Linked DNA regions of Homo sapiens: region 1 is linked to region 2. A link is a contact called in ENCODE Hi-C or POLR2A ChIA-PET data. All regions are on one chromosome and are shown on one strand. The core of a region is the stretch at or near the end of the contact, and the rest is flanking DNA. Distances in the headings are between cores, read along the strand shown.

Region 1 (6,781 bases), core at 2,606-5,105, 1.0 Mb after region 2:
CTTGGCCAAACAGTCATGGGCCAGTCTCCAGAGCAGACTTCAGCCTTTTACCAACAGCTCATCTGACACATGGCCTGAAATGCCTCACTCACTCCTCCCCACCCATTCAAACCCTTTGCATTCTTGAAGGTCCAGTTCCAATGCCATCGCCTGTAGGAAAAGTCAGAGCCCTCCAGCTCCATCTTCAGACTATCATAACATCTCCATTTACCACGCCTGCAACATTCAACACCACCTGCATCTACTTTCTTGTGATTAGTTTGTGTGCCCATATTTTATTTCTCTGCTTTGATTATATTTCTCCAGATATTACATAGAGTAGACCCTCAACTATTTCATTCCATTAACAAGTAGTTGTTGTAAACCCAGCACCATTCTAGCTCTGGAAATAAGCCTGTGGACCAGATATGCAAGGTCCTTATCCCCAGTAGGGAGACCATGTCATGAACTAGTAGACACATAAGAAAGTTCTACAGAGGAAATGGTGAAGTCTCATCTCCTAAACAGGAGATGAATTGACGCAATACTAGAGGGAAGGACTTCTTTAAATAGGGTGGTCAAGGAGTCATCTCTGAAGCAGGGGCTTATGAGCAGAGACCTAAAGCAATCAAAGGCATCAGCCATAAGAAGAACTCTTGAAACAAAGTCCCAGGCAGAGGGAACAGCAAATGCCAAGTCCCCAAGGCCCTGAGAACAGCTCTTCAAGGAAAAGAAAGCAGGTAATCACAGCTACAGCAGAGTGAGCCCAAGGAGGTGAGGTGGAAGATGAAGTCAGAGAGATAGACACAGACCAGGCCATGAAGCCACTGGGGAAGGGTTTAAGCTCATTCCGAGTTGAGTTGGGTCAACGGAGCACTTCCCTCTTGGGAGCTCATGAACTGAACCACATGCAGCCGCAGGAGCGCATCAACCCTATCTTTTGTGAGTATCATAGTCTTTTCCCAGCCTGGATCAATTATGCTACTGATCTCATCACTCCTGACTTCAAAAGGGGGAAAAAAAGACAGAGAATTTACAAAGAACGATAAACCCAGTTTGTAGCAAGCCGCAAGCCCACAAACTTTTACCTGCCTTTCCACTGCCCAGCATACATCACTCCCTGCCTTGCCACCAAAATACTGCCTTTATGCACAGCCAGCACAATAAAAAATAATTTTATGGAATAATATACCATCTAGGAGAAAAATCCTGGAAATAATATTTGCCTCAATGACTCAATCTAATTTGGGATGATCAAGGCTATTATTGGGGATGCCAGGTGACAGTTACAAGTTGCTGTTTATCAATGTTTGAAGAGCCCCAACTTTGCCATTGACTTACTGTGTGGCCTGAGGCAAATCCTTGTTCCTTCTAGCCTCAGTTTTCCCTACTTTAAAGGATAGATTTAGACAATCTATAAAGGGCTGTCTGTTCTACATATCTAGAAGTACACAAGTACTTCTTAAGGATTCCCTAAGACTGTACTGGGTAACACTGTCATTGGCAAGCATGAGGAGGAACAGTATTTGCACGCACCGCAGGTGGTCTTATGAATTGGTACAACTTTTGTGGATGACATTTGGTCACTATGCAACAAAAACCTTTTAAAAATAGCACAAACATTTGGATTCGGGAAATGTCCCGTGCCAGAATACAAAGTTCAATGGTTCCTAAGAGAAAGCAAGTTTGCTTGGTCCCCGCAAAAAGGACATTTGGCAATATCTGGAGACACTGAAGGGGGTGCTACTGGCATCCAGTAAGTAGAGGCCAGGGATGCTGCTGAGTATCCTACAAAACGCAGGACAGTGCCCACAACCAAGAACCATCTGGCTCAAAATGTCAAGAGGGCCACAGTTGAGAAATCCTGGTAGAGATAAAGAACATTCCTCACCCCAGTATTGTTTCCAGAGATGTAAAATAAAATTACAAAAATTGAACCAAAATACCTTAGTGCAAAATAAGAAGGAATGCATTAAATAATGTGCATCACACACGAAAAAGATTCAATGCAGTTGTGAAAAAATGAGCAGTTCTGTGGCCAAGAGCCCAAGCTCTGGAGACAGACTGCTGCCTGGGTTCAAGTCTCACGTCAACCACTAAGTACATGAATGACTGGACAAGTCTCTTTACCTTTCTAAGTCTCAGTTTACTCATCTGAGAAATGAATATGGAAGCCCTGGCTCTCTCACAGGGTTGTTGGGAGACTCTAAACATCACATGGGTGAATCTGGCACATAGTAGGTTCAGTTCATTCCTGGCCTCTACATGCATTTGGGTTTGCAACCCCAGAAAATAACAGAAAACAGCCATTTCTACTGAGAGGAGCCGGAAGCCAGCTGAGCATGATGACTTCAGACTCTGCCATTGACACTGAACTATAGTTATGTGGCGAGAGCATGAGACGGAGGCTTGATTTCACATTTTCTTAGAGGTGCCCTGTGCTGAGTATCTGACATACATTATCTCATTTCCACCTCACGACAACCCTATGAGACAGATGTAAGCATCATCCCTACTTTACATGTGGAGAAACTGAGGCTCAGAGAGGTAGGTAAGCTGTCCAAGGTCACTCACTGATAAGGAAGTGGTGCTGGTGAGATTCCACACCAGGTCTGTCCGATGCTGAAGCGCAGGTCCTCAGCCCTACATTGGATGACATTCCTAAAAGGCTTATTGAACACAGGTTTAAACAGGCTCTCTATAGAAGAGTTTACCAAGTCACATCTGGATAGAGTGACTGATTCATTCCAAGACCTTTAGTCTTGAAAGTCTTTCATCCTGGGAAACCCGTCAGTCCTAGGTACACCAGGATGATGGTTAACTTTCCTTGGGGTCAAGATGATGGTTCCAGCTCTGATTCCCTCAATGCACCTAGGCCTGGTGAGGGAGAGTTTATGAGTATGAACGTGCAGCTTTTCTAGGACTTAGAAACTTCTCTGACATGGAGAAAATGAGGCAACAGAGAGAGAGGCAGAAGCGCTGGCCAAAGTGTCAAAAACTCTGGCTCTGCTACAAATTCACTGCTTAAACCTGGAATCCAGCCATGTGCTTCTCTTATCCACTAAAAATAAATGGGATGGGGTTAACTTTCTCTGAAAGTCTTTCATCTGTCATGCCAATATCTAGCCTTCCACTTATCCATCCATAATATAGTATTGTGGTTGGCTGCCCAGATTTGAATACCTGCTCTGACTTTCTAGCTGTGTAACCTTAGGTAAGTTATTCACCTCTTTGAGCTTCAGTCCCCTCATCTTTAAAGTAGAGATAAAAATGGGAATCCACTTCACAGTACACGGAAGCTATTTATAATGGGGCTTTGGCATTTGGAAAATGTTCTGTAAATATCGGTTGATATTATATCAATGCTCTTTGTAAACCAATTTGTTTCACTTAGTAAATATTAACTGAATACAGTAGATGTGACACCAGAGACAGAATGAACAAAATCCTCACAGCCCTTGCCTCTTTCACATGAAAAAGCCCAATTTCAAAATCCAGATGAATTAACGACCAACTCCTTCCCTTCTGAAGTTGAGATTAAAGAGAGTGAGAGAGGCAAAGAAAGAGGGAGAGGCCGAGCTCTCCCTAGTGCATGAGCCAAAACATACATCCTGCTCTGCATGGCCAGCCATAAATCCATTGCTCGGTGAGGGTTCTTCCCAGCTAGCATGGCGACCGTTCGGAATATGCAGTATTCCTCCACAACTGGCTGTAATTACCAGCCAGATAATTACCCAGCCAACCCACTTCCCTTGCATATCTCTCAGCAAGCAGGGAACAGCACAAGAAAAAAAAGAAAGAAAAAAAAAAAACCTTCCTCTGTTCTTGTGAGCCTCCGAGCCTCCTAGCTAGGCCAACTTCAGGAGGTCGCTGCCAAAAGCACTCCCTCGGGAATACACTGGGTTGCCGAGCTGAGCGTGCCAATGCCTTAAATTGTTTTATGTTTTTTGTCTCTATGAATTAGAAACCATTAAGAGAAGGCCACCCAAGGAAACCAAGCACAAAATATATTTGGTTACAGATGGATGGGAGAGGTTTGTTCTTGCTTTTTTTTTTTTGCCTTTTTCTTCCCCTGAAGAGAGCAAGTACAATTTTTTTTTCTTTTTTGCATGGCTGATACTTTTGGAGCCAGGATCTTGGAGCCCAAAGAGTGTAAAGAGCACATCCTCCTGGGTGTGGAGGAGATGTTTCTTCTATAAACATCCTTGCCAAAGCAGCTGGGCTTGGCCCCGGATACTCCTCTCATATACATAGTCAAGGCAACCTTGGGAAGCATGAAAATCCTGGTGAATCAGCTGCAAATACTGGCAAGGGAAAGATACACTGCTGAGGCGGTAGCTGCATCTGTATGAGCTTCTGCTCAGATCCCCAACCAGCACCACCCCCATGTGACCAATGACTCACCACCATTCCAATTCCCAGTTAAGCAAGTAGATTCTGGAGTAAGTAACCTGAGTGCAAAATCCTGCATCTTCCTCTTACCATGTGAGCAAGTTATGCAACCTCTCTGTGCCTCAGTTTTCTCATCTGTAAAATGGGGAGAATAAGGGTACTACCTCATGCGGTTGATGTCAGGATTAAATGAGGTGATGTTTAGCGAAGTACATAGCACCTGTATGTGACCAATAAGTGTTACCTACTATTAAAAGTTACTTAACTCCCCTGTTAAATGAGCTATAGCTCAGTTTGCATAGCATTAAAATGGGGATTCTTTGGGGGTTTCTTGTAAGGATTAATTTGATGACATTTTATAGATCTGATCCCAATTCCAAAATAAATATTTTGGGCCCAGAACTGTACTGAATAGTCTATGTACATTATCTTATTAGATCCTTATATTAATTTGGAAAACTCAGCATTATTTGTCTATTGAGAAAATTAAGCCTCAGATAAGTCATGAGTTTGAAATTTCTCTCATGCCAAATTTGTCAGATTAGAAAGATTAGATGTCTGATTGCACCTACAAAGACAGATGACGTAAAGTAAGGTTGGATGTAAGTAAGTCTCCCCCTAGGATGGGAGTGTACAAATGCTTATTAGGGATCATTCTTGCTTTTCTTTCCTTCCATATTCTCTGAACAAACCTTGTGTCTAATTTGGCTTCCTTGTCTCAGGATTGGGAAAGCCAAAATAGCAGACTTAAGTTTGTGATAAGAAAGAATAATTATGCACCATCAATTACCCAATTAGAGTCTGGTTGCTACCTCAGTCTTATGGAAATGTGGTGGAGATGTTATCACTTGCCCAGATTCTCATCAACTTGTTTACACTGATCAAATCAAGTTTCTGGGGTATATTAACCCCACAAACGAACTTCGGCCACCATCATTATCGCCACCATCACCATGAGATCTCTACCATTATCACCAACACCAATTCCACCATTACTATGATCTCCACCACCATTACTCCACACCACTTTCCACCATCACCATAACCATCGCCACAATCACTATCACCCCACCACCACTACTTTACTAATTCTACCACCATCAGAATCACCATCTCCTCCACAACCTCCACCTCCCTCACCAACATCATCATCACCATCTCTACCCACCACCACCATAGTATCTCCACCATCACCACCATCCCCACTACACTATGACCATCACCATCACCACCACAACCATCATCTCTACCACCATATCACCCCAGGAGTCCTTAGCTGAACAAAATCTAAATTTTGGAGACAAGAAAGAGTTTAATTTAGAAGTTGGGCAATTGGGTGCATTAGCAAGAGTACATCACACTCAGTGTGTGACCCCATACATCTTCCCCTGAAGTAGTGAGCTTTTCTTCCAATCCACAGCTCCCTTTGCATTATCTGAGCTTGAGCTTCAGCCAAACCAGATGTCAGTTAAAGACAATAGATAACAGATGCTACCCAGAAAGATGTCTACAGGAAGAACATGTGTCTTAGAGTGAAACATGGATTTGAACCTAGCTCTACCACTTACCATCTCAACACCCACAAGCAAGAGCCTAAACTCCTCTAACACTCAGTTTCCTCATCTGTAAAATATGGAAAATAATTCCTGCCTTAGCAGATTTGAGTTGCAATTACATGAGTACCATGGCCAAACACCATGTTTAGCATATATTAGACTCTCAATAAATACTTAATCATATTATTAAACCAAGATGTCTAAAGAGCCTTATTCTCTACACACTCCCACTGAATACAGTTTTATTAGAAGCAAAATAGCAGCTCACTATCCTGGAGCCAACAAGAAAGAAGTTAATTCTGGAGAAATTAAAACATTTGAAACATTTAAAATGAAGGTCTCTTGTTTTTATTGTAAAAGAAACATGCTGTAAATTACAACACAGTCAGATGTACAAAGGAGATGCACCTTATTAGAAATGCAATCTCCCAAGAAGGGGTCATTTGGTGTGATGGAGAACACACAAACTCACAGTGTAATTCATTTGAGTTGACAAGCCCAAACTGGTACAGGTTGAGTATTCCGTATCTGAAATGCTTGGAACCAGAAGCATTTTGGATTTTGAAATTTTCTTTAGATTTTGGAATATTTGTACTATGCTTACCAGTTCAGCATCCCTAATTTGAAAATCCAAAACCCAAAATGCTCCAATGAGAATGTCCTTGGAGCGTAACGTGGGTGCTCAAAAAGTTTCAGATTTTGGAGCATTCTGGGTTTTGGATTTTCGAATTAGGGATGCTCAACCTGTATGAGTAAAAAGCTCTCTTCTATCCTCAGTCTTGCTTCTTGTTTTATTTCTCTTAGATTTTTTTTCCTCTCTGTGTCAAAAAAGAAAAGCTCATGGCTTCATCAAG
Region 2 (7,298 bases), core at 4,085-6,584:
ACCACCCAGAGGCATTTATTTAGTCAGGGCCTAAGAGTGACAAGGGACTTCCCTGTGATCCTATTTTAACAGAGGGGAGGAAAGAGGAATAACTATCTTTTCCCTTGAACATTCTGCAGTGTCTAGACTATTCCTTTATGTCTGTGAATTTTCATGTGTGGTTGGTATGTTTACCTGAAGAAAAAGTGAAAGAGACACAAGAAGGGCACAATGATAGAGAGAAAATACATCCACTGCAACCACTACAACCTCTGCCTTCCAAATTAGTGGGATCCCTGGGCACATTTAAACTTGACCCACACACATGTTTTGGGTAGATGCCTACTTTGTTCTAGGCTTTGCTGAGCAATGAAGAGAAAGGGAATTACCTGCATTGAAAGAGGTCCAAGCCTCCCCCTTGTTCATTTTTGCCCCAAGGAAAAGATTCAGGTGATTCTCAGGCCCCAAACTACCCCCTTCCAAACTATTCACTCTGATGTTCCAAAATTCAAACCCCTCTCCAAGCAATCACAAGAATAAGGGTAAAACATTAAAAAAAAAAAAAAAAAAAAAAGCCCCCATTCCACCAGGTATGAAAAGAACTAAGCCTTTCTGAAGACCCAAACATGGGTGAAACCTGTCCATAGCACATGTCATCCTGACGTATGTGGAGGTGGAAGGTGTAGGGGTGCAGGGGCCAGGGAACCCCCAACCTGGACCCCAATAATCTCTCCATGAAGGGGACTCCCTTGTAGCTCGTTTTACCCTTGATCTTGAGGTGGGAGGCACCTACTAAAAAGCAATGTTGTTTTATGAAAAGTGGTTTCCTTTTATTACCTGTGATAGCCCAGTGGGGGTGGCCCTAGCAACAGGAAATTAACACAGAATTCATTGGAGGGCGATAATGATTGTTCATAACCATTGGGTTGATAAGTTAATATCATTAATTACTCAACAAATTATACAATGCCCGAGGCCTTGGGGTCTGGAGACTATTTAAGATAAGCAAGGAAATAGCGTCCTTCCCTGAGAGACACAGAGAGAAATCTTCTAAAGTTAAATTCTACTTAGCCAAGACTAGAATCGTTAGGGACCACCTGAAATGTTCCCCAATCCTCTCATTTCGTATTGTTCCCAGAGAGTGATGGGGGGGGTCTTAATTTATTTGGGCTCACACACTTCTGAGAATCGGAGATAAATTGTAGGATCCCGTCGAGAAATGTGCACCTCTGCACAATAACAAACTTGCGTATGATTTCAGGAGATTCACGGGAAGTCCTGAGCCCTCTCTTCCTGTTAGAAGTCCTAGCCCTGGGACTAATCCCCAATTAGCTCAAGGGTGCCGGCTCTGGAGGAGTGGGTGCCCTGGGGGCGGGGTGGGCGGGGGGGAAGCCGGGTGTCGGTTGGGGTGGTGGGTGCGCCATTTGGCAGATACATATTCAGCGCTGGTGCTTCTAACAGGCTCCCACTGCGGCTGTATGCCTGGGTTGGGAGGGTTGGAGGTTGAGGGTGACTAAGGTAACGACCGGAGACAGCTGGCGCTTCTGCGCGAGTGAAGGGCGCCCGGTCCCGGCATAAAAAAAAAAAAAGTTTTGTCAACGATGCCCGCGTTCGGGACTGGGGTGGACAATGCGCAAAAGCGTTAGGAAAAAAGTTCGCGCCCGACTGTGGGTTCTGTGCCTGCGGTGTTCTTGACGCTTTGGGGACATTTGGGAGGCAAAGGGTGCACCTTCCTGGGCCCGCCGCGCGGGCGCGAAGAGGACCTAGGCGAGAGTTGGCTGTGCGGGCCTGGGGAAGCGAGTCTGTCCTCCGGGTGCAATTCCCCAACCCGAAACCAGAGCCCGGGTCATTAGCGGGAAACCGAAGTGGCGCGGGGATCGCATTTCAAAAGCTCAAAGAGACAGGCTGACTGGGAGCGCTGGAATTGGGGCGGGGGGGTGGGGGGGCGATGGTGGGGGTCGGGGATGGTGAGGGGAAGAGCCGGACCGCCCGGACAGTAGCCGTACAGATTCCAACTGGTTGGGTCCCACCCCCACAAAACCCTCCTCTCTTTTGCGCCCCCCGCCCCCCGATTCCAGAGGCTGCGCCTGAGTCTCATTCACTGCTTTGGGGAGACCCGGGACCCAAAGGCCGTCAGAATTCACCCCAGCCGCGGGACAGAAGCGCCTTACGTTTTGGGGGCAGGCGCTATTCCCTACTCAAGCCAGTTATTTCCACCCCTACCCAGTGTGCAGCCAGACCCAAGCTCTGGCTCTCTAGGGCCGTGGGGCCTGCAGTTGTCCAGGCTGCGGGAACCTGGGCCGCACTGCCGGGTAACCAGGCAGCGCTTTTCCTTCGCGGGGCTGCACCCTCAGCACCCCTTCGCCGGCTTCTCTGTAGAATCCTTCTTTCCACCAGCTGAACCCCTGGGCTTCTAGCTGGGGCCAAAACGTTGGAAGTGAGAGGGCGGAAAAAACTAAAATGTCATAGGTTCCTGGAAGCTGGGCAGGGTTGAACCCAGAAAGAGCGAAGATCTCTCTGCCTGCGGCGTCTCCACCTGCAGTCCCCGGACTGCGCTCGGCCTTGGCGCCTGGGTAGACAGAACATAGCAAATGCTAGGGACGCGGGGGAGGATCTGAGGCCAGCAGAGAAAGCCTCAGACACCCAAAGCCCCAGTCTTGGTTCCAGACCCCGCGGGAGAGGGAAACCCCGGCGTCAGCTTGGTGGTCGCCCTGCGGGCCCCGGCGTACGCCAGCGCTGTTGGAATTTCCTCTCCCCCGCGGTTTCCCTCGCGGTTCAGATCGGGACCAGAACGCGATCAGCTTCAGTGCCCCGCCGCAGGCATTTTTAAATAGAGTATTGCGTCCCCCATTCAGCCTCTCTCTTCCTCTACCGGGGAACAAAGGCCCCAAAACCGCGGTCTTAGCTGGGACGGGTGTCCCAGGACACACAAGAGGGTTGGCCGGGGAGGGGGATGCTGAAATAAAAGCTGTCCTTTTACATAGCACGACAGATGCACAAAGAAATTTGAACGTTCTCGTATTAAAAAAAAAAAAAAAAAAAAAAAAAAAAAAAAAAGCCTGCGGCACACTCCAAAATCCGGAACATCCCCTCAGATTTCTGTAAATCCGGGACATATGCGCCGCAGGTACGTACACCTTCAGCTGAATTAGGAAAGGGAATTACAGTGGATCCTGGAGCCCACTTCGGTTTGAATCCTGGCTCCATAATTTCCCCCAGAGGATCTTGGGTAAGTGATTTAATGGTCTATGCCTCAGTTTCCTCTCTTGTAAAACAGAGATAAAGATCATATATCGTTTATGGGGTTAACTGTGAAGGCTAACGGGGGTCACTTTTATGGGGTGCTTCACCGAGTGCCTGGCTTGTGCACGTGTCCCTTGTATGCCAAGTATTTATATTATTCTTGTTTCGTGTACTTTGAACTCCGACATCTGCAACATATACTTCTTGATTATACGCATCTTGATTATAAAACAACCAAATGCATCTACATCCGGAACTGTCTTGCGCATGAACTTCTAAACCCAAATTGGAAGAGACAGCTACAGATGGAGCACGCACAGCTACACGCAAACATACACATATCCTTCTAACACCTGCAGCTCCTGGCCCCAGAATGCAGACACCCAAGAGCTACCCTTAGATAGGAGTCTATACTGGGCTACCTACAGAAGAACCCAGGTCGCCGCTGGCGGCCTCGCAGCTGCACCCCGACAGCCACTTTCTTGGCTGGTTGCCGTGAGGTCACATTGGAAACCAGCGAGGCAGAAAGCGCGCTGTCGTGAAGCGTTGCAAGCCTCTCGTAGCGGCCTGAAGGCGGCTGTCTGTCTGCTGGCTTAGGGGAAAGGTCAGAATCTGGGTTTTCCTTCTTGGATGGAAATTTTTTTAAGGGCCTACACGTCAGGAACTGTCCCCACAAAGAAAGAGTGGGTCCCAGAACAGCGCAGATCTAGAGAGAGGCCCTAATCGCGCGAGCGCGCACACACACACGCCCTCTTGCACACACCCGGCTCCTTCAGGTTGCCGGGACCTCGGGAGGAGGGAGCCGCAAGGTCGTGACCCCTGCCTCTGCCCGAGCGCGCCCTTCGGCCCCTGCAATTAGCGCCGGGAGGTCAGCAGGAACCCGGACGCCTTCACCCGCGGCTCAAAGCACAGCAAAAGGCGACCCCATCCCCTCCCCTCCGCGGGTCTCAGACTCCAGGGCGCAGCCAGGACTGGAGCCGACCTTCCCGACAGGCAGGGGTTGGAGGCCTCTGACCGGCACCCGCATTTGTCACCTTAAATCTACAAGTCACGAAGGTGCTGGGCCCTGCAGGCTGCGGTAGCTGACCCTCGTAGGGACTGCTGCTCCCGCGAGTCATGGCCTTTGTCCTTGTAGACGCGGCCAGGTTAAAAAACAAAAACTTCCAAAGTTGTGGAGTAAAAAAGAGAGCATCCTGGTACTGGCAAGTTGTCCCCAGGGCAGAATTTGAGGTGTGTATGTTGGGGAAGGAGGTATCCTTTCTCTATCGACCCATCGCGAATTCAGGTTATCCCCCGCCAGGCGGGGTCCAGAACAAGGGTCTAGAGATTTCTACAAGCAGCAAGGAACTTGTCCAGAGAATTACGAGCCAGGGTTCCCGCACTGAATTTTCTAACATTCTTTGGAAACCCAGAGGAGGGCAGGGCTGTTTTTCTCATCTGAGGCACAAACGGGAGTGAAAGTGATATCCAGGAAAGAGGGGAAGGCAGCTTCTTCCGAGGCTGAGAATGGGGCTGGGGACGGAGGAGGAGGGGAGTGGGGCTGGGAGTGGTGGGGATGAGAAGGGGCGAAGGCGAAGCGCCCAAGTTCCGGAACCCGGGAGGCGCTGGGGTGCCGAGCCAGCTGCGGCGACCTGGACGCATTCGTAGACGAGACAGATAGGTGGCACTCGAAGCCCAGAAAAAAGGCGAAGGCGCCTGCCCTGAGTGGCCTCTGGGGCGGCCGCAGCCACCATAAAGCCTGCGGCGAGATTGCGACCGGCGCCAGGTGAGTAATAGGCAGCAAAATCCAGAGAGACTGCGAGCCGTTCATCCCCTCCACCCCCCGCCCATCAGCGCTACAGGAGTTACTCATTAACATCACAATATACAAATGAGATACACAGGAGATTAAAAAAAAAAAAAAAAAAAAAAGAGGAACGCCAGTAAGAGAGGCTGGACACAAGTCTGAGCAGGGTCCCCAAATCGGGGGCGGGGGGAGAGAAGGGAGGAGGTAAGCAAATTTGGACTGAGAAAGAAGAGAAAAGCAAAGCATTTCTTCCCTTTTGGAGGCTGAGTTCTTTTTTCCCCAATTCGGGAGAGCGCAACCAGCCAACTACCACCTTCTCAGAGGCGCGGACACCGCGCGTTGTCGCTGGATCCAGAGCTGCCCCCTTCAGGCTGTAGCCGCTGCGCAGAAGGAGCGCGCCCTGGAAATCTCCCAGTCCTCGGGGGAGCCCCAGCCTCAAAGGTCCCCAGGGCCCGTCTCAGCTCAGGCCCTGCCACCCCCGCAGCGCACCCCGCCCCTCCCCCCCCCCGCGACTCCGCACCAACATACTCTGGTTGTCTGTCTTCCCTCCCACCCCCGGAGACATCGCAGAGGAGGCTGTAGGGGTCCCCACGTGCCTGGCCAGAGATGGAAGGGGCTTTGCCCCGCTCTCCAAAAGGTCTCGACCTCGATCCCTTCCAAGTACAGGATGAGGGAAGGGAGGGGGCGTCCTCCTCTCCGGTCATTCAAGAGGCCTGAAGGTGACAGGGACTTGGGGCCGGGCTGGCGGGCTCCAGGGGGTGGCGGGTGGGGGGTGGGGAGGGAGGCAGCCGCCAGGCAGGCTCCAGCTGGGTCTTCACGTCATGGCCCCCAGGGCAAGAAAAGGGCTAAGGACTAACCCTCGAACCTTCCCGTGCCGCCCCCGCCCCCCAACAGACACACACCTCGGAGGCGAGGCTGGGGGTCGGGAGACCAAAAGACTGACAGTGCCTCATCATTTTTTATTGAATGTTTCAAAGATAAATTGAACTTCAAAAGGCAACTCCCCGAACAGCCTGGAGACGGGTTTGAAGGGGAGACTAGGGGAGGATGTCAGCCTCCTGGGTGACTTTTGCCGTGGAGGGGGTGAAATGTGCACCCTGGAATTACCTTTCCCCTTTCGGGGATAATTTCCCTCCTCCCTCGCGTGACACAGCTAAGTTTTCGCGGAGCTGGCCGCGCTTTGCACGCACAACTCGGGATGGATGGGGCCTCGTAGGGGCGCCTTGGGCCAGCCGGGTTCAATTTGAGGCACCAGGGACTGCAGGCTGTGTGGGGGGTTGCCGAGTGGAAAGGCGTTGCGTCTTGTCCACTTCTACAACCTGGAGGGTTGCTGCCTAGCCAAGCCCGCTCGGACTGCTGGGGCATTCTGCTGGCCTTTTCCCCGAGCCAAACACACTGGTGCAAGAAGGTATTTTCGACTTGGATTCGCCAGATTGATGTCAAAACTGAGGGCGAGCTTAAAACGAAAAACATTCGTACTTGCCGAGCTTACTTTTGGTCGGATTCGGGTGGGAAAACCTGACTTAGGGAGCACATCAGTCTTTTTCCATTAAAACTTAAAAGTATCTGAAATTACCCTTCTTTCTGTATTCTCATCAGGCCCCTTTCCGTCTCCCTGCTTTGCTCCCTAATTTAAAGGAAAAGTAATTTCAGATTGAAGTGGCTCCCTTCGCTCAAGTAAGGGACTTTTGTTTTTAGCTTTGTAACTTGAGTGACATCTCATTTTGGTTCGCTGGGGGCGGTCTTAATTATTTAAAGGCGAAGGGAAGGGGGTAAACTCAGAACAAGAAGATACTAAACCCTCCCCTGACTGTCCATCTTCAGGAAAGGTTCCCAAAGAAAAAACATTTAACACAAGGCCCAAAGACATTTCAATAAAAATTTATTGAAATTTCAGTGATGTTTTAAAGAGAGGGGGAAAAATACAGAAAACCAAAGAACTCATCAACAACTATAACACAAAATATACCTTCATGAATTTGTCTTTAAACCATCTCTCAGCACCTGACTTTTGAACTGTGAATATATCTCTATAGGCAGGCACCAATTCAAAACACCGATACTGACAACAGTAGTAAATTCCACTTCGTTTTGAGGAAATCAGAGACTAGCAAATACAAATAACAAAAGAAAAATTAAAAAGTCAAACCGCAGCCTCTGCCCTCCTCCCTCCCCACAGCAATCTCAGTTATATTTTAAGGAATTTGAAGTGGAGCTGGAAAGTGGCACTCCTTCCCCAATTTTGGTGAAAATAGGAAATAGCACTTTCCCCCACTTTTGGACATTAAAA

The links. Hi-C counts contacts between places; a loop is a spot of excess contacts on that map. ChIA-PET counts read pairs that join two places held with the same protein, here RNA polymerase II (POLR2A). Pooled maps may share reads with other maps.
Region 1: a loop to region 2 is called in a pooled map, with 2.1 times the contacts of the local background. The contact joins two enhancer-like sites. A Hi-C loop is called at or near these places in 2 of 50 pooled maps. POLR2A ChIA-PET finds 5 or more read pairs at or near these places in 2 of 52 experiments (BJ and WTC11).

What each region holds. Positions count from the first base shown.
Region 1 is chr12:115,706,021-115,712,801 of GRCh38, forward strand. The region is part of intron 1 of LOC105370003 (a long non-coding RNA gene); the gene reads right to left. Among named protein-coding and RNA genes, the nearest start is that of LINC02463, 180 kb to the right of the region's middle. RefSeq lists an enhancer at 4,184-4,478. Within about 2 kb of position 3,856, at least 3 of the 41 ENCODE cell types and tissues checked have a DNase peak (open chromatin) inside an H3K27ac peak, as active enhancers do.
Region 2 is chr12:114,663,382-114,670,679 of GRCh38, forward strand. It overlaps TBX3 (T-box transcription factor 3), which reads right to left. Exons shown (of 7, transcript NM_005996.4): 7 at 6,874-7,298. Among named protein-coding and RNA genes, the nearest start is that of TBX3-AS1, 15 kb to the right of the region's middle. Within about 2 kb of position 5,335, at least 16 of the 41 ENCODE cell types and tissues checked have a DNase peak (open chromatin) inside an H3K27ac peak, as active enhancers do.